Regions from separate parts of the Homo sapiens genome. Here region 1 is linked to region 2. A link is an interaction called in ENCODE POLR2A ChIA-PET data of the cell type or tissue named here. Cell type or tissue: GM12878. All regions are shown on one strand. Each heading gives the region's core, and the rest is flanking DNA. Links, peaks and the distances in the headings are about the cores only.

The links. ChIA-PET counts read pairs that join two places held together with the same protein. Peaks named below come from ENCODE experiments on the same cell type or tissue, not always from the same donor. Only the 100,000 strongest peaks of a DNase experiment are listed, where the experiment ranks them.
Region 1: POLR2A ChIA-PET joins it to region 2 with 13 read pairs; 3 of 35 experiments call an interaction of 5 or more read pairs at or near these places.

What each region holds. Positions count from the first base shown.
Region 1 is chr4:39,870,407-39,879,694 of GRCh38, reverse strand. It overlaps PDS5A (PDS5 cohesin associated factor A), which reads left to right. Exons shown (of 33, transcript NM_001100399.2): 19 at 2,542-2,702; 20 at 5,283-5,406; 21 at 6,551-6,709. Among named protein-coding and RNA genes, the nearest start is that of PDS5A, 100 kb to the left of the region's middle. In GM12878, for the core only: no CTCF peak of the experiment used is centred there; no DNase peak of the experiment used is centred there.
Region 2 is chr4:39,927,509-39,936,796 of GRCh38, reverse strand. PDS5A (PDS5 cohesin associated factor A) reads left to right here. Exons shown (of 33, transcript NM_001100399.2): 3 at 8,633-8,836. It also overlaps the pseudogene RNA5SP159. Among named protein-coding and RNA genes, the nearest start is that of PDS5A, 46 kb to the left of the region's middle. In GM12878, for the core only: no CTCF peak of the experiment used is centred there; DNase peaks (open chromatin) are centred at 3,589 and 5,138; H3K4me3 peaks cover 670 bases; H3K27ac peaks cover 3,041 bases.

The DNA of each region.
Region 1 (9,288 bases), core at 698-8,697, 57 kb after region 2:
CCGTGGGGTCATAATTTGCCTTCCCTTCAGGATATGCAAGAGTCAGGCTTATTTCACAGGAAACTATTTGAAAGATTTAAAACTTGTGTTGGAAATTAGATGATGTAAAAGTAATGTTTTTACAACATAATATAATAATGTAATTATTTTACATTATAAATTAATATTTGTTTCACTGTTTATCATTTCCATGCCTTCTATGCTTGGTAGTGATTACTGTACAATCTATTCTTAACTTAGTAATAGCAAGATGTGACTTTAGACTTTGTGGACAGGGTATGTGACTAAATCTAGAGGAGGGAATATCATCATTAAAGGGAGTATTTCTTGGTATATTTGTGGGATTCTTGGGAGACTGGCATGACTAGAAAAAAGGGGTGCTTTGGGGAATGATGGGAGACAAGGTTGGTTCCAGATTGTCGAGTGCCACTGGGTAAGAAAGGTAGTGTCACGGGCTTTTAACCTGGCTTACAACCAGCTGCAGCCCTTGATAGAGCTTTCATTGGATTGAGTAAAAGAAGGGAAGAAATTGAAGGCAAAGAGACATGATACCACTGTGACATACAGGAGAAGAGACAAACCAGTGCAATGGATGTTAGATAGAAAAAGAATGATGGGATCATATTCCAAGGGTCTTAAATATCATTTCATTCAGCTGGGCTCGGCAGCTCATGCCTGTAACCCCAGCACTTTGGGAGGCCGAGGCGGGCAGATCACAAGGTCAAGAGATCGAGACCATCCTGGCCAACATGGGGAAACCCCGTCTCTACTAAAAATACAAAAATTAGGTAGACGTGGTGGCACACGCCTGTAGTCACAGCTACTTCGGAGGCTGAGGCAGGAGAATCACTGGAACCCAGGAGGTGGAGGTTGCAGTGAGCTGAGATCACACCACTGCACTCCAGCTTGGCGTCAGAGTGAGACTGTCGAAAAAGAAAAGAAAAAAAAATCATTTCATTAATAGAATTGATATGATGCCTCATGAATAAGATTTTAATTGTTTTTAGTAATTGAGTTGTATTTTTAAGTTGTTTTAAAAGTGAAACCACCTTTAAGGTAACATTTTTTAATAGATTGCTTTTTTTTGTTTGTTTGTTTGAGATGGAGTCTTGCTCTGTTGCCCAGGCTGGAGTGCAGTGGCATGATCTCGGCTCACTGCAAGCTCCGCCTCCCAGGTTCACGCCATTCTCCTGCCTCAGCCTCCCAAGTAGCCGGGACTACAGGCTCCCGCCACCATGCCTGGCTAATTTTTTTTGTATTTTTAGTAGAGATGGGGTTTCACCATGTTAGCCAGGATGGTCTCGATCTCCTGACCTTGTGATCAGCCCGCTTCGGCCTCCCAAAGTGCTGGGATTACAGACGTGAGCCACCGCGCCCGGCCAGTAGATTGCTTTTTATTACATTTTTCTAATTTAATTCTCCAATTTTCTGTAAATAATTAAAACCACGTAAGTAAATATTATCACTCCAAACCTTGCCAAGTGAGACAGTGTCTACACTTAATGACCATTAAATAAGTGCTTATTGAAAAATTAATGAAGACCATCTGCTCATTCCCCTTTCTCCCTGCTTCTCTATTTTCCTAATCTTGATACTACACTAACTGAATTGTTTCTACTTTATGGAAGGTTAACTCTTTAGACATGTATCTAACTTGCTAAAAGTTATTTAAGGACAGGCTCGTGCTGGTGTTATAATAAGGGAATAATTATATATTGTAATCATAATTAAAAGTTCACAATAGTGGCTTCTTTGTTGATAATTATGTTGAGTGATAGATTTCACTTCAGATATTTTTTTGGCTGGGTACAATGGTTTACGCCTGTAATCCCAGCCAAGACAGGAAGATCTCTTGAGCACAGGGGTTGGAGACCAGCCTGGGCAACATAGCTAGACCTCATCTCTACAAAAAAAACAAAAAATTTAGCCGGGCATGGTGGTGCACCTGTAGTCTCAGCTCAGGAGACTGAGGTGGGAGGTTGAGACCCCAGTGAGCTGTGACATTCCACTGTACTCTAGCCTAGGTGACAGAGTGAAATCCTGTCTCAAAAAAAGAAAAAAAAAAATTCTCATAGATTATCTTTTTGCCAGTCAAAGAAAGCTCTGAGTTTGCATTTTGTTTACGTTACACAAAGATTGAGTCATTACGTATGGAGGTTTTATCTCAAGTAAGCATTCCTTCACCTAAATACAATATATTTATAAACTGATAATAGTTATTAATATTGTAAATCACATTCCATAAAAAAGGAGCCATGTGTTTTGTGTTCTAAGTAGCAGAGTAGACTAAGAGGTGAAGAAGAAAATAGGACAAAGGCTGTCTGTTAGTTGTGTCAAGGAATAACTGGAAGCTACCACACCATACAGTATTTCTGATTAGCCATAACTAACTGCAAGGACGGCTAGGAGATGTATCTCTATTCTGTGTAGCTAGCATATTTACCCCAGAATTTAATTTTTTTTTTCTTTTGCGGGAAGTAATTCTTTTTTAATGGATTAAAACCATTGTCTGTACTTCTAAAGCTGTATCTGTTTTTTCAGGTTCTGTCTTTTACACATCCTACCTCGTTCCACTCTGCAGAGACATATGAGTCCTTGTTACAGTGCCTAAGAATGGAGGATGACAAGGTAGCAGAAGCTGCTATTCAAATTTTTAGAAATACAGGTCACAAAATAGAAACAGACCTTCCCCAGATACGATCGTGAGTACATTTTTTCTCCCGTGGTAAATACAAAAGTTTCTAAGTATGGGAACCATAAAATCATTGTTTTCCTTCTGTGTAGGAAGATAGGAGGGAAGAAAGACAACTTTGATTTAGAAGCTACTTTTCTGTGTCCTCCTCTGCTTTGTCTTTCCCTTGCTTCACACCCCTCTCCCACCATTAGAATGCAGGCAGCAGAATAAACTGAAACTACATGTTTGTTTATAACAAAAGTATTTTAAGATATTAAGAATCAAAAGTTATCACAGAATTTAGTGTTTTATTATATTTATGACTAATGTCTTTCTAATCCATGTATATTCATCTTTTTTTCTATAAATGGGTTATAAATTCAATAACTGTCACTTTGCTATCCTACCAAAAAATGGGGCAAATAGTTCACTTTGGCATCTTAAAAAGGTTAAGGTGAAACTTGTGCTGAGATGTTATATTTAGACTTAAAATATGCAGAAGACATCTTTTGAAGGAAACAATACATTGCAAATGGCAGTTGAATCATATGTTCAGGGTATTGGCAATTAGTTCAGAGTATATTCAACTACATACCATTTTCCTCACATGATAATCATAGAACAAGCAGTCTCCTGAAGTTTTTATTAAATTTGTGAGCTAATAGTTTAACTTGTGAAATAATTCAGTGTCCATTGTACATTCTCTTCATTCTCCGCATTGTTCTGGCTAATAATAAAAAGTTACCACAATTAGTCCCTGCCCTCAAGGAGTTTATAGACTAGAAATAATAAATTTTATACATTATTAGAAAAAGATCACTGACACAATAGGATAGTTTTTGATGAGTTTTTCAAGGGAGGAAATCCTATACATTTTTTCAAGGCAAAGAAACTATTCTTAGAGGAATTCTACCCCAAAGGACACAGTTGAAAATGAGCATAGGTGGAAGAGTTAACTTTGGATGTGAGGAATAAAATACCTTATTCATAAGACCAATGGAGAAGAAAGGAGATAATCACTGGAAAGCAGAAAAGCACAATGCTAAAGACCTCAATAACAACTCTGATGGCATCACTAGATTATACTGCTCTAGAAAAAACAAGAAGAAAGGTTAAAGTTGACTTTCTGTATTATTTTATTTGGCTAATAATAATAATACATTTAACAACAGTTTGATTGAAACTATCTTCCTTTGTCATTCACCAGTGTTATAAGAAATCTCAGTCTGGTAAATGGAATGGTGAAAGACTAAACAGATAGGAGAGAGGAAAGACATCTTCCATTTAGAAGCATAGTCAATACTCAGTCAAGGAAGTCTGTTTGGTCATGGACATCCCTATCTCATAATTCCAAAGTCCATAGAGGCAAACTTCAGGCATATTTATACATGTCAAATCAGATTCATACCAACTAGCATATGTTCCCATTTTTGGTTAAAGTGCATGGCCTGGAGCCTGCAGTATAGGTTTCATATGTAGCCTTCCATTATCATAAGAGGGCATTGTCACCCTTGCATTTGATGCCACTAACTTTATAAAATAGGCTCTTCTCTAATAACATTAAATATATGACAAATATCTTTCCTTAAATGTTTGTTTCGTTTTATCAATTTTATTCTGATTATAAAAATACTTACGTTCATTGTAGCAAACTGAAACTAGAAAAAATATAACGAAATAGTCACCATTAACATTTGATATATATACTTTCTATGAATGTTCATCTACTAGATGTGTTTGTCTATTTTTTATAAGTTCATATATGCACACTATTTTCTTCATTCTACCTAATGCTTTTTCATGTCATCAACATTTAATTTTTGAAGAATGCTTTATGTTTTTCTGTCATCCTAAAAGAAGACTGTTTTAGTTTACTCTTCATTGTCAGTGTAGAGGTTAAGTATGTGGATTTTGAAAGAAATGCTAATTTTCAAATCCCAACTCCCAGTTTCCTAGCTTCGTCATCTTAGGAGGCTTAAATAACATCTTTGTGCTTTAATTTTCTCATCTGTGTAATGACTATGATAGTCTTCTTTGGGTGGATGTGAACATTAGTTGAATTAATCCATGCGGAAATACCTAGAATGGTGCCTGGCACATAATAGTTAGATATTTTTATTGCCATTCTACTGATATATATGTAGCTGTATCTTTGCATACTTTCTTTCACTAGTATTATTTCAGCTGTTTAATACAACTTGGCCTTTTGCTACTCTCTTTCTGTAGCTACTTTGAAATAACTGAAGGGGATTATAAAAGGGAATTGAAAAATTAGCAATATTGCTACTTAGAAGGTAAATGCAAAAATATGTCATGGGGTAAGCTTTAGATTATGAATTAAGGGTTGCTTGTTATTTTGCATATTTGTGAGGTAACTTTAAAATAAAAATTGTCTCCTGAAGTAGGCTTTTTCTTGAGGCATTGTATTTCTTGGTTTATACTTGGGGGCAGAGATGGAGCTTTTTTACAACTTTCTTTAGATCAGATAATTTTTAAGAGAGCCTTCTCTACTAGCATCCATCCATATAGGGGAAGTGGAAGTCAACCAAAGGAATACTTGTTGGTTTATGGGTTTAAGAAAAAAAAACAACTATATTATTTTTTGCAGGACCTTAATTCCCATTTTACATCAAAAAGCAAAGAGGGGTACTCCACACCAAGCAAAACAGGCTGTGCACTGTATACACGCCATATTCACAAATAAAGAAGTCCAGCTTGCACAGATTTTTGAGGTATATCTAATATATAGGTTGTGTTTATATTGGTCTTTATTTTTTAAGCTCTATAGTTTGATGAAGATGGAAGCTAGATTTTTTAAAGCTGTTTATATGAAGTCCTACCTTAGACTATAAATTCCTTGTGAGCAAGGATTCTGTCTATTTTATGTGGTACTGCATTCCCAGCCTGTAGATCAGATTATATGTTCAAACACCTCATATTGAAGGGTTTTGTGGTTTTTGTTTTTTAGTTTGTTTTTGAGATAAAGTTTCACTTTCTCACCAGTGCTGGAGTACAGTGATGCAATCTCTGCTCACTGCAGCCCCGAATTCCTAGGTTCAAGCAGTCCTTCTGCCTCAGCCTCCCAAGTAGCTGAGAGTACAGGCACCACCACCATGCCTAGCTAATTTTTGGATTTTTTTATAGAGATGGGGTTTTGCCATGTTGCCCAGGCTGGTCTCAAACTCCTGGACTGAAGCGATCCACCCACTTCAGTCTTTCAAAGTGCTAGGATTACACACATGAGCCACCACACCTAGCCTTATGTGTTTATGTTAGAACATTTTACTTAATTTTAGCCTTATTGGTTCAGTGGTGCATTTATCCTCGGAAAGTATTAGTAGATAATTTTGAACAATCCAGTTTAAAGTACCTAAGAACCCTACCTGAAAATTAATCCTGTTTCCCTTTTTTTTACATATAATGACTGGCCTCATTTTACTATTAGAAATGTATTCCTATTATCATAAATTGGAGATAGTGTGACCAAAACCCAGTGAACTCTTACTTTGTATGATTTAAGGTCATTTAAAATGCTTCCACAGGGTAAGAAAACCACTGGTATAGCAAATCCATTGTTGTAGATTAGTCAAAAATAATGCTGATTTGATGAAGCAAAAATGTTTTTCTTTAAACTTCTTTTTGTTGGATTTTATTTTTTCTTTTATCTTTTTTCTACATTCTTTCAATCTTGCTAAATTTTAGTAGGTGAATTAAGAACCAGGTGTCTTAACATGGTTGAAGTTAGTTATGATCGTATTAGAGAAGATTGGTTTGGGCATGGTAAATTCAGGAGGACTCAGGAAAATGTACTGTTTCAGTAGAGTGTCTAGATATTTATCAAACAAATTGGTAATTTTGTCTGTTTTATTTTTATAGCCACTCAGTAGGAGTCTGAATGCTGATGTGCCAGAACAACTTATAACTCCATTAGTTTCATTGGGCCACATTTCTATGTTAGCACCAGATCAGTTTGCTTCCCCAATGAAATCTGTAGTAGCAAATTTTATTGTGAAAGATCTGCTAATGAATGACAGGGTAAGTTTCTCATTTAATTAAATTGAGAATCATGAGATTAAGGCTGTTTACATCTTCATCACAGAAACACTTCTGTTTCTGTGTAATTCTCTTTTTCTTTTAAATTATTCTATATTGGTTCTACTTATTTTTTATTTATTTAAATTCGAAACTACTTCCTTATTTCATGGTAGCTATTACTACTAGAATTTCACACTTAAGAAACAAAAATTAGAACACGGGATTGGTGAATCATGAAAGTTACATATAAGTAAAAGCTATTTTCCTGACCCTCAAAAGACAGTTTATCATTTTCTGGAATGTTAGAATTGGGTTATTTTTGTTTTTTGTTTTGAAGACAAGAGTCTCGCTCTGTGCCTCAGGCTGGAATGCAGTGGCACGATCTCGGCTCACTGCAACCTTGGCCTCCTCTCATTCCTCAGCCTCCCAAGTAGCTGGGATTACAGGTGCCTGTCACCACGCCTGGCTAATTTTTGTGTTTTTAGTAGAGACGGGGTTTCGCTATGTTGGCCAGGCTTATATTGAACTCCTGACCTCAGGTGATCCGTCCGCCTTGGCCTCTCCAAGTGCTGGGATTACAGGTGTGAGCCACCATGCCGGGCTAAAATTTGTTTTATCAAACATTGTTAGAAATGTAAGTGGATTAGCCGGGTGTGGTGACGGCAGCTGTAATCCTAGCTACTCAGGAGGCTGAGGCAGGAGAATCACTTGAACCCAGAAGGCAGAGGTTGCAGTGAGCCATGATTGCACAGTTGCACTCCAGCCTGGACAACAAGAGCGAAACTCTGTCTCAAAAAAAAAAAAAAAAAAAAAGTAAGTGGACTTGAATTTGACTAATTTTTAAGATAATACACTGTACTTTTGGCACTAGATTTATTGATGTCTGTGTGCTCTGATTTATTACCTCTGGGTTGGAATGTATAGATTGAAAAGACTCCCCAAATGATTTCGGAAACACACCTTGATTAAGAGTCACTACTGGCAGGGCTTGGTGGCTCACGCCTGTAATCCTAGCACTTTGAGGGGCCGAGGTGGGTGGATCACCTGAGGTCAGGAGTTCAAGACCAGCCTAGCCAACATGGTGAAACCCTGTCTCTACTAAAAATACAAAAAAATTAGCCGGGCTTGGTGGCGAGTGCCTGTAATCCCAGCTATTCGGGAGGCTGAGGCAGGAGAATCGCTTGAACCCGGGAGGCAGAGGTTGCAGTGAGCCAAGATTGCACCATTGCACTCCAGCCTAGGCGACAAGAGCAAGACTGTCTCAAAAAAATAAATAAATAAATAAAAGAATCACTGCTTTACCAAATGGATCTAAATTAAATCTGTTGTTATTGAATAAAGACACAGATATGCTGGATCATTGTGGATGACTTTCATTTAAGTGTTAGTTTGCCACAAATCCAGCTTATCCAAAGTTCCTAACTCTCACATGTTTCGGTAATCTTGAGGCCTCAGTATCAGGAACTTAAAGACACCTGCTAGTGCCCCTTCTGTATTTGTACCACCTTCCACTTTTGAACGCAGCAGACAAGAAGAGAAGAACGTGGCCTAAGTCTCATTTTCTACCCTTACATATCCTTGCTGTTATTTTTACTTTCGATAGATGTGGTTTTCAACAAATGTGAAATTTAAGATACCTCTTAAATGATGATTGTTGATAGATTGTGTTTTCAGACGGTCTTTTTTTATGGTGATAAACTATACATAGTATCAAATTTGCTATTTTTAAGTGTTAAAATTCACTAACATAATAGCCACATTGTTACCTAATCATCACCACCCCATCCATCTCCAGAATTTTTTATCACCCCATACAGAAACTCTGTACCCATTAAGCAACAACTCTCCATTGCCCTCTGTTCTACCTTCTGACTCTATGACTACCTATTCTAGGTATCTCTTATATGATATTTGTCCTTTTGTGTCTGTTGTATTTCACTTAGCATGTTCTCAGGGCTCTTCCATGTTGTAGTATGTATCAGAATGTTGTTCCTTTTGTGGCTAAGCAGTGTTCTTTTATATGTATATTTTTGTTTGTATATATCCCACATTTTTTTGTTGATTGGTGGACACTTGGGTTGCTTCTACGTGTTGGCTGTTGTGAATAATGCTGATATAAACATTTATGTTCCTGTTCTCCCATTTCTTGGGTATATATCTAGGAATAACATTGTTGGGTTACATGTCATTTTCCTTTTTAAAAAAGCAACAGCCATACTAGTGGATAAGAAGTGATATCTCATTGTGGTTTTGATTTGCATTTTCCTGATGAATGATGATGTCAAGGATATTTTTTGTGTGCTTATTGACTACCTGTATATCTTCTTTGGAGAGCTGTGTATTAAATTCCTTCCCCCACCCCACTCTTATTTTATTTTATTTTATTTTATTTTATTTTGAGACATGGTCTCACTCTGTCACCCAGGCTGGGGTGCACTAGCGCAACCTTGGCTCATCACAACCTCCGCTTCCCAGGCTCAAGCAATATCTCCTGCCTCAGCCTCCTGAGTAGCTGGGACTATCAGCACACGCCACCATGCCTGGCTAATTTTTGTATTTTTTTATACAGACAGGGTTTC
Region 2 (9,288 bases), core at 360-8,359:
TTGTTTAGGCTTCCAAGTATTTCCTTTATAATAAAACTGTGACAGTAAACATAGTGCTTTCAGGCCAGGTGCAGTGGTTCACACCTGTAATGTGTGAACCAGCACTTTGGGAGGCCAAGGTGGGAAGATCACCTGAGGGCAGGAGTTTGAGACCAGCCTGGCCAACATGATGTAACCCCGTCTCTACTAAAAATAAAAAAAATTAGCCAGATGTGGTGGTATGCACCCAGCTATTAGGGCAGGCTGAGGCATGAGAATCACTTGAACCCAGGAGGCGGAGGTTATAATGAGCCACGGTTGTGCCACTGCACTCCAGCCTGGGTGACAGCGAAACTGTCTCAAATAGATAAATAATAAATAATAAATATAGTGCTTTCATTGAGTTCTGTGAGTTATTCTAGCAAATTTTTAAACCTGAGGAGGCTATAGGAAACCTGAAATTTATAGCTGGTCTGTCAGAAATGGAAGTTGTCCCTGAGAATTGGGGCTGGCATCGGAAGTGGAGGCAGTCTTGGGAAGAACTTTGCCTGTGGGGTTCTGCGCTAAGGTGGGTAGTGTCAGAACTGAATTGAAATGTAGGACACCTATTTGGTGTCAGAGAATTGCTGTCGGGGAATAACAACCTGACAAGTTTTGACATACATACACAGCATTGAAACCATCACTTCAATTAAAGTGAACTTATCACCCTCATAAGTTTCCTCCTTTTGCTTTTTAGTCCTCTCTGCTCCCCATTTGCGCCTTGCTTCTGTCAGGTTCCTTTTATCGCGAATTAGAAGTCTTTTGTATGGGTATACCACAATGGATTTATCCATTTACCTTTTGAAGGACAGTTGGTTATTTTCAGTTTTGTGATATGCTGAATAAAGCTGTTAGGAACACGTACTTGTATTTGTGTGAAATGTTTTCAGTAAATTCTTAAGAATGGAATTTTTGGCTTAAATGTTAAATGCATCTTTAAATTTTATGAAGAACTGCCATACAGTTATCTGAAGTGGTTGTACCATTTTATATATCTACCTCCAGTGTATGTTTCTCTTGTTAAGTCTGTTCAGATCTTTTCCTCATTTTTATGTTGAGTTGGATGATTCACATACTACCTGATTTCAAAACTTTTTAATAAAGCTACAGTAATCAAAGCTATGTGGTATTGGTAAAAGGGCACAGAAAATAGGAACACAACAGAGTCCAGAAATAGGCCTACATGGTATAGCAGTTTTTTTCAACAAAGATGCCAAAACAATCCTGTAGAAAAAGAGAAAGAATAGTCTTTTCTAGAAATGAGGCTTGAACACCTCGACCCAAAAGCTTTCAGTACATACAGAAATTAACTCAGAATGAATATAGACATACATATAAAAACCTAAAACTATAAAACTTTTCCAAGAACACATCGGAAGGCCAGACGCGGTGGCTCACGCCTATAATCCCAGCGCTTTGGGAGGCCAAGGCGGGTAGATCACTTGAGGCCAGGAGTTTGAGACCAGCCTGGCCAACATGGCAAAACCCCATCTCTACTGGAAGTAGCTGGGTGTGGTGGTGCACACCTGTAATCCCAGCTACTTGGGAGGCTGAGGCAGGAGGTTGCATTGAGCCGAGATTGTGCCACTGCACTCCAGCCTAGGCAACAGAGTGAGACTCCGTCCCAATCAGTCAATCAATCAATCAATCAATACCACAGCGGAGAAAATCTTTACAACTTTTGGTTAGGTAATGATTTCTTAGGTAGGACACACAAAGCACAAACCATAAAAGAAAATAATTGATAAAGTTAGATTACGTTAAATCCTTCATCAATTAAATTTTTCTATGCTGTTAAAGACAAGCCTCAGACTGGGAGAAAATATTTGCAATATACGTATCTGATAAAGGATTGGTACCCAGAATATATGACAGCTGAAAACACATAAGGAAAAAAGAAAAGAGATTTGGAGAGGCACGTCACCAAGAAAACGTAGAGTAGGTGGCAAATACGTGAAAAGATGCTTAATTTTGAGTTAATTTGTCTCAAAAAAATATTTATAGAGTGCTGGAATGTGGTAAATATTCAGTAAATGTTAATCATTATTAATAGTATTGGTGTTAGTGTTTCTTTTTTATCAATATTATAAAAACCTAGCTGTGGGCAAAAAAACTTAGTTTGATTTTTTCCTGCTCATTTCTTAAAAAAAAAAAAAAAAAGAAAAAAAAAGAAATACTAAGACCGCAATAGATAAATAGCCAGAGGGTATTAAAACACAATCCACAGGAAAAAATTCACACAGACTTACCAAGAAATTGTTTAATTCTCATAAGTGTATGATAAATTAGATGAGGTAAGAAGAGATTAGTCTACAAAGAGCCAATAGCATTTAAAAAGGCCTGAATGGCACAGGGGATTCTGACATGTTGAAGGATCTGAGAGAAAATCAGAGTCATGTTTCAAACACCAGTCAAGCTTTAGTTATGTTATTTTAAGCAGACAGGGAACTTGCTATTTAAAAAGTGATTTGGAATTGCTGGAAGAGCACCCTTAATTCAGGCTTACAGGACTAGACTCCGAGAACACTTCGTATAGCTGGCCCACAAGGAGAGCTGAATCCTGTGCTCTAATCAGAAAGGTGGGAAAATCAGGAAGCCACCCTGGAGCTCTTAAGTAGGGACACACGTTTAGCCGTAATCCAGTGATTAGGAAGTCACCATTGGTATAATTTGGTACAGAGCCTCACACAGTTTAATAGATTAGTACCAGCACAAAATGGATGCTTCTTCCCTCTATCTTCACAATACTAACAGCCAGTTAGTAGAAAGCTGCTGTGTATGTGCCTGCCCGCACACACATACACACAACAGCTCACTCCATACTTGCCAGCTGACAACAGCAGAAACTACACCACCACCTCTTCTGAACTTTCACCTTCCAAATCTTGAATAAGTGCCTCTGATGGGCTATACGAGAATTATGACTTCAACTCCATTGCAAGGGAATCTAGGAAATGTAGCTTTTATCTTTCCTGCCTCAGTACAGCACATTAAAAATGTGCACAGTAACGACATATTTAAAAAAGGGAAGAATGAATGGAATTTCATTTCTGTTCCTGTGTGGTAAAGCAAAATCTAGTGGCTTAAAATGAATAATTGTTTCTTTCAATTCTGTGAATAGACTTTGTGGTCCTTCTTTTCCATGTGGTGCCTTCTGGGGTCACTGGTTTTTTTTTTAAACAGTTTATTTTAATTTAATAACAATCTGGGAAGTCTGCATCAGCGGTTCTAGTGCAATATCAAGTGCAATTGGGAATTCAGAAATTTCAGTGGAACTGTTAGTTTAGTGAATCTCGTAGGTAAAAATATATGCATGCTTTAACTTTTATTTTATTTTTCTAGAGGTAGCATTTTGTTCTGTCACCAGGCTGGAGTGCATTGGCATGATCATAGCTCACTGCAGCCTAGAACTTCTGGGCTCAAGCAGTCATCTTGTCTCAGCCTCCCAAGTAGCTGAGATTGTAAGTGCAAGCCACCATTCTTGACAATACATACATACTTTTGATAGCACACATGAACAGACCTCTCTAAAATTGCTCTCAATGAGTTCATTCTCAGCAAACTGATCTGGGTCATTCAACATGGTTTTGGTTTTGGTTTTGGTTTTGAGACGGAGTTTTGCTTTTGTCACCCAGGCTGGAGTGCAATGGCACGATCTTGGCTTACTGCAATCTCTGCCTCCTGGATTCAAGCGTTACTCCTGCCCCATCCTCCCGAGTAGCTGGGACTACAGGCACCTGCCACCATGCCCGGCTAATTTTTGTATTTTTGATTGAGGCAGGGTTTCACCATGTTGGTCAGGATGGTCTCGAACTCCTGACCTCATGTGATCCACGCTCCTCAGCCTCCCAAAGTGCTGGGATTATAAGCATGAGCCACTGTGCTTGGCTTCAGCATGGCCTTTTGATTGTTCCTCATGTTAGTGCATGTTCTCTCTTTTTTTTTGAAATGGAGTCTTGCTCCTGTAGCCCAGGCTGGAGTGCAGTGGCGTGATCTCAGCTCACTGCAACCTCCGCCTCCTAGGTTCAAGCGATTCTCCTGCCCCGCCTCCTGAGTAGCTGGGATTATAGGCGCGCACCACCAGGCCCAGCTAATTTTTGTATTTTTAGTAGAGACAGGGTTTCACCATGTTGGTCAGGCTGGTCTCGAACTCCTGACCTCGTGATCTGCCTGCCTCAGCCTCCCAAAGTGCTGTGACCCACCGCGCTTAGCGCTGCATGTTCTCTTTTTACAATAAATTCATGACCATCGGAAGATACCAGTTTGACATACATGGCATCAGGACCTTCACAGCCACCACAGGTTTTCTCCCCTTGGTTGTGTGTATTTATGAAGCTCTACTTTGCTTCTACAGGGTCACTCTTATGGCTAAGTTTAGATGGCAGCTCAATTAGGCCACCTTAGTTCTCTTCCACGTAGTCTATGTGGTATACACAGCCTCTGTTTTTTGAATAGTCTGGGATTCCTAATAGCATGGTGGGTACATTCCCATAGGGGCATTGCAATCTCAACGTACAAATGCTTATCAGGCCTGTTCTTGCATCAGGCTTGCTAATGTCTGTTTGGCCAAAATAAGTCACATGGACTGGGCATGGAGGCTCATGCCTGTAATCCCAGCATTTGGGGAGGCTGAGGCAGGTGGATCATCTGAGGTCAGGAGTTGAAGACCAACCCAGCCAACGTGGTGAAATCCTGTCTCTACTAAAAATACAAAACTTAGCCAGACTTGGTGGCGAGTGCCTGTAGTTCCCAGCTACTTGGGAGGCTGAGGCAGAAGAATCCCTTGAACCTGGGAGGCAGAGATTGCAGTGAGCCAAGATCATGCCACTGCAGTTTAGCCTGGGCGACAGAGCAAGACTCTGTCTTAAAAAAAAAAAAAAAAAAGTCACCTGACCAAATCCAGAGTCATTGTGGAAGAAGACTATATAAGGTATACATATGAGAAGGCATTGTATCATAGCCTCCAAGATAGCTCTGAATGATCCTTATTTCCTTGTATTTACTCCCTTGTATAGTCCCCTGCAACACTGAACGGGGCTGTCCTGAGTAACGGAACAGGCTGTGGTAGAAGTGACAATGTATGCTTTTCAAGGTTAGGTCGTAAAAGACTGCCACTTCATATTTGCTCTCTTGGATCTTGCACCAGGGGAAAACCAACTGCCTTTTCACTTGAGCTGTCTAGAAAGGCCCATGTAGTGTGGAACTGAAGCCTTTCAACAACAGCAAGTGTCAACTTAGAACCGTAAGAATGAGTTACCTTCAAAACACACCCTCCACGCCCAGTCAAGCCTTCAGATAACTGCAGCCTTGACCAGGTACAGCCTCTTGAGAGATTCCAGGCCCACACGACTTAGCTAAGCCACTTTCCAATTCTTCAACCACATATGATAAATACATGTTATTGTTTTAAGGCACTGAGTTTTGGGGTATTTTGTTACATAGCAATAATTAAAAAAAATTTTTTTAGCCTGGGCACCATATGGCAAAATCCCATCCTACAAAAAAAAAAAAGTACAAAACCTAGCCAGGTGTGGTGGCGTGTGCTGTAGTATCAGCTGCTCAGGGGGCTGAGGTGGAAGGAACTCTTGAGCCTGGGAGGTGGAGGTTGCAGTGAGCTGAGATTGCGCCACTGTACTCCAGCCTAGGTGACAGAGCCAGACCCTTGTCTTGGAACTGCTGGGCTCAAGCGATCCTCCTGACTTGGCCTCCCAAAGTGCTGGGATTACAGGTGTGAGCCATCACATCCAGCCCTTCTCTATCTTTTGTTTCACAAACCCTGATTCTAGTTTCTTTGGATTTATCTAATTTCTCAAGATGGAAATATAGATGATTGCATTCTTTCTTTTGTAAAATACACATTTAAGATTATAAATTTCCTTTAAGTACAGTGGTAAGTGCATCCTATGAGTTTTGGTAGTTCATATTTACATTATAATTCAGTTCAAAATATTTTCTCATTTCCGTTATGATTCCTTCTTTTATCAGTTATACTTCCCTAAATATTTAGGGAAGAAATAAAACCAGTCTTACTATCACACTTTTGATATACTATGTTAGAAAAAAAGAGGGATCACTGCTTATTTTGTTTCAAGCCAGTATAATTTAGTACTAAAACCTGATACGGTTGTCTTAAGAAGTTATAAGCCAGTTTCTTTCATATAATTACAAAGAAATAGAAATAATGTAATAGCAAATAAAATGTAATACCTTAAAATGTTATGACCAAGTTGTCTTTATTTTAGCAATGCAAACTTGGACTAAAATAGTAAAATTAGAATGCAAACTTGAATTAAAATTAGAAAATCAGCCATTGGGATTTACTATATTAACAGAATTAGGGAAAAAGTATGATTATCTCAATAGGTGTCAAAAAATACTCAATAGCCCAGGCATGGTGGCTTATGCCTGTAATCCCAACACTTTGGGAGGCTGAGGCAGGCAGGTCGCTTGAGCCCAGGAGTTCGAGACCAGCCTGGGCAACATGGCAAAACCCTGTCTCTTAAAAAAAAAAAACAAAAAACAAAAAAACTTTTTTTTTTTTTTTTTTTTTTTTTTTTTTTGAGATGGAGTCTCACTCTGTTGCCCAGGCTGGAGTGCAAGTGGCACAGTCTCGGCTCACTGCAACTTCTGCCTCCCGGGTTCAAGAGATTCTCCTGCCTCAGCCTCCTGAGTAGCTGGGATTACAGTTGTGTGCTACTGTGCCCGGCTAATTTTTTGTATTTTTAGTAGAGACGGGGTTTCACTGTGTTGGCCAGGATGGTCTCGATCTTCTGACCTCGTGATCTGCCCGCCTCGGCCTCCCAAAGTGCTGGGATTACAGGCATGAGCCACCTCGCCCGGCCCCCCAAATTTTTTTTTTTTGATTAGCCAGGTATAGTGACACATGCTTGTAGATCCACCTACTTGGGAGGCTGAGGTTGGAGGACCACTTGAGTCTGGGAGGCATAGGTTGCAATGAGCTGAGATCGCTTCACTGCACTCCAGCCTAGGCAACAAAGCAAGTCCCTTTCTCAAAAAAAAATAATAATAATAAAATTTTACACTCATGATAAAAAATCTTGGCAGAATAAAAATATAGCTTGAATATTTGACAGTGGCGACAGATTGTATTAGGGTTCTCTTAGAGGGACAGAACTAACAGGAATACACACACACACACACACACACACGCCCCAATAGGATATGTATAGGAGATATATGTATGTAGGATATTAATGGGATATATATATATATATATATATATATATATATATATAGTTTATTAAGTATTAACTCACAAGGCCCCACAATAGGCTATCTGCAAGCTGAGAAGGAAGGAGAGCCAGTCCGAGTCCCAAAACTGAAGAACTTGGAGTCTGATGTTTGAGGGCAGGAAGCATCCAGCACGGGAGAAAGATGTAGACTGGGAGGCTAGTCCCGCCGTCCCTTTTCATGTTTTTCTGCCTACTTTATATTCGATGGAAGCTGATTAGATTGTGCCCACCAGCTTAACAGTGGACCTGCCTTCCCCAGCCCACTGACTCAAATGTAATCTCTTGGCAACACACACACAGGCACACCCAGGATTAGTACTTTGTATCCTTCAATCCAATCAAGTTGACACTCAGTATTAACCATCACACAGATTAAGTAAACTGTGATTTATAATTAGAGAATCATTTTTAAGATCTGAGGAAATTATTGTGATTTGATACATAAAGAATTATAGTTATTTGCATAATTACAGAGAAAACAGGCCAGCATAAAGTACACAAAAATGTGAATGGTAGTTTCTGGAGTTGATAAATTATGGATTTTTCTTTTATTTTTTTTCATGATTCTTTGCATTTTATAATGATTCCAAAGTGTGCATTGGTTAATTTTATAACCATAAAAGCAGGTTAATTAAATGTTTTAATTAGAAATACAACTGCATTAATATAATTTTAAAATGCCTTTTTTTTTTTTTTTAAAGACAGTGTCTCACTCTGTTGCCTAGTCTGGATTGCAGTGGTGTGATCTTGGCGCACTGCAGCCTCCGCCTCCTGGGCTCAAGGGACCCTCCTATCTCATCCTCCTATGCAGCTGGGACTACAGACACATGCTACCATACCCAGCTGGTTTTTGTATTTTTTGTAGAGACAGGGTCTTGCCATGTTGTCCAGCATGGAAAATGACTTTTTATTATGAAGTGTAAAACTCATTAAAGCATGAAATGAAATAGCAATTTTAAGGAGCCTGAAGAAGGCTCCTTTAATAATAAAATATAAAAGAAGCATAGTTAATGATGTTGCCAAATATCAAATGAATGTTATTGTCCATATGGGGCCAGGAACTATCTGGGCTAGATTTAAAATGAATAATAAGAGGCTTAAGTTCCTCATAAATGAGGTACTAGTGCAGACAATGTGCCTGAGAAGGTGATACTTGTTTATGGGTTTTTTAGACTAGCCGTTTCATGCTTGTGATCTTTTCTGAAATTCTTAAATGAAGATTTATAAAAAGTTGACTGTGAACTGTCTGGTGGCCACCGATTGCTAATGGAGATGACTTTTTTTTTTTTAAATCACATCCTCCACTGATTTCTAAATTCCAGGAGTTAATTATTTTGTGTTTTTGTACATTTTTACAGATGGTAGTGAAAACCTTTATGGATATGGATCAGGACTCAGAAGATGAAAAACAGCAGTATCTCCCACTAGCCTTGCATCTTGCATCTGAATTCTTCCTCAGGAACCCCAATAAAGATGTGCGTCTCCTTGTAGCATGTTGTTTGGCTGATATCTTTCGTATCTATGCCCCAGAAGCTCCATATACTTCCCATGATAAACTTAAGGTAAATACAGCCTTTTTCACTTTATTGTATTTTTCATTCACCACTGTTCAGAAGGTATACTTTTATTTTTATATTTTACCTTTATGAACATAGGTTTCATATTAGTCTCTTCATCTTAAGAATATATTGTAAGTTGCAAAATTATTCATTCAGTTAGTATTTCCACAAATGACTGGGTTGCTTGGTTGTTTGATTTGAAGCATAGAAAGGTATAGTTCAAAACTAGTCCCTGTATGCTCAAATCCAATTTTCTGGCTAATTCATCACAAAAGCCCAGATAGCTATGTTCCAGGGATAAATAGCAGATTAATGATACTTTTTAAAATAATAGCATACCAGAATTTACATATTCATATGACTATTTTCCCCTATAAGTTATTCAGCATGCAAAACTATATGCTCATCTTGGTTGTTCTGCCTTTGTTCAAGTGTTTGTGGAACTCTTAACATTG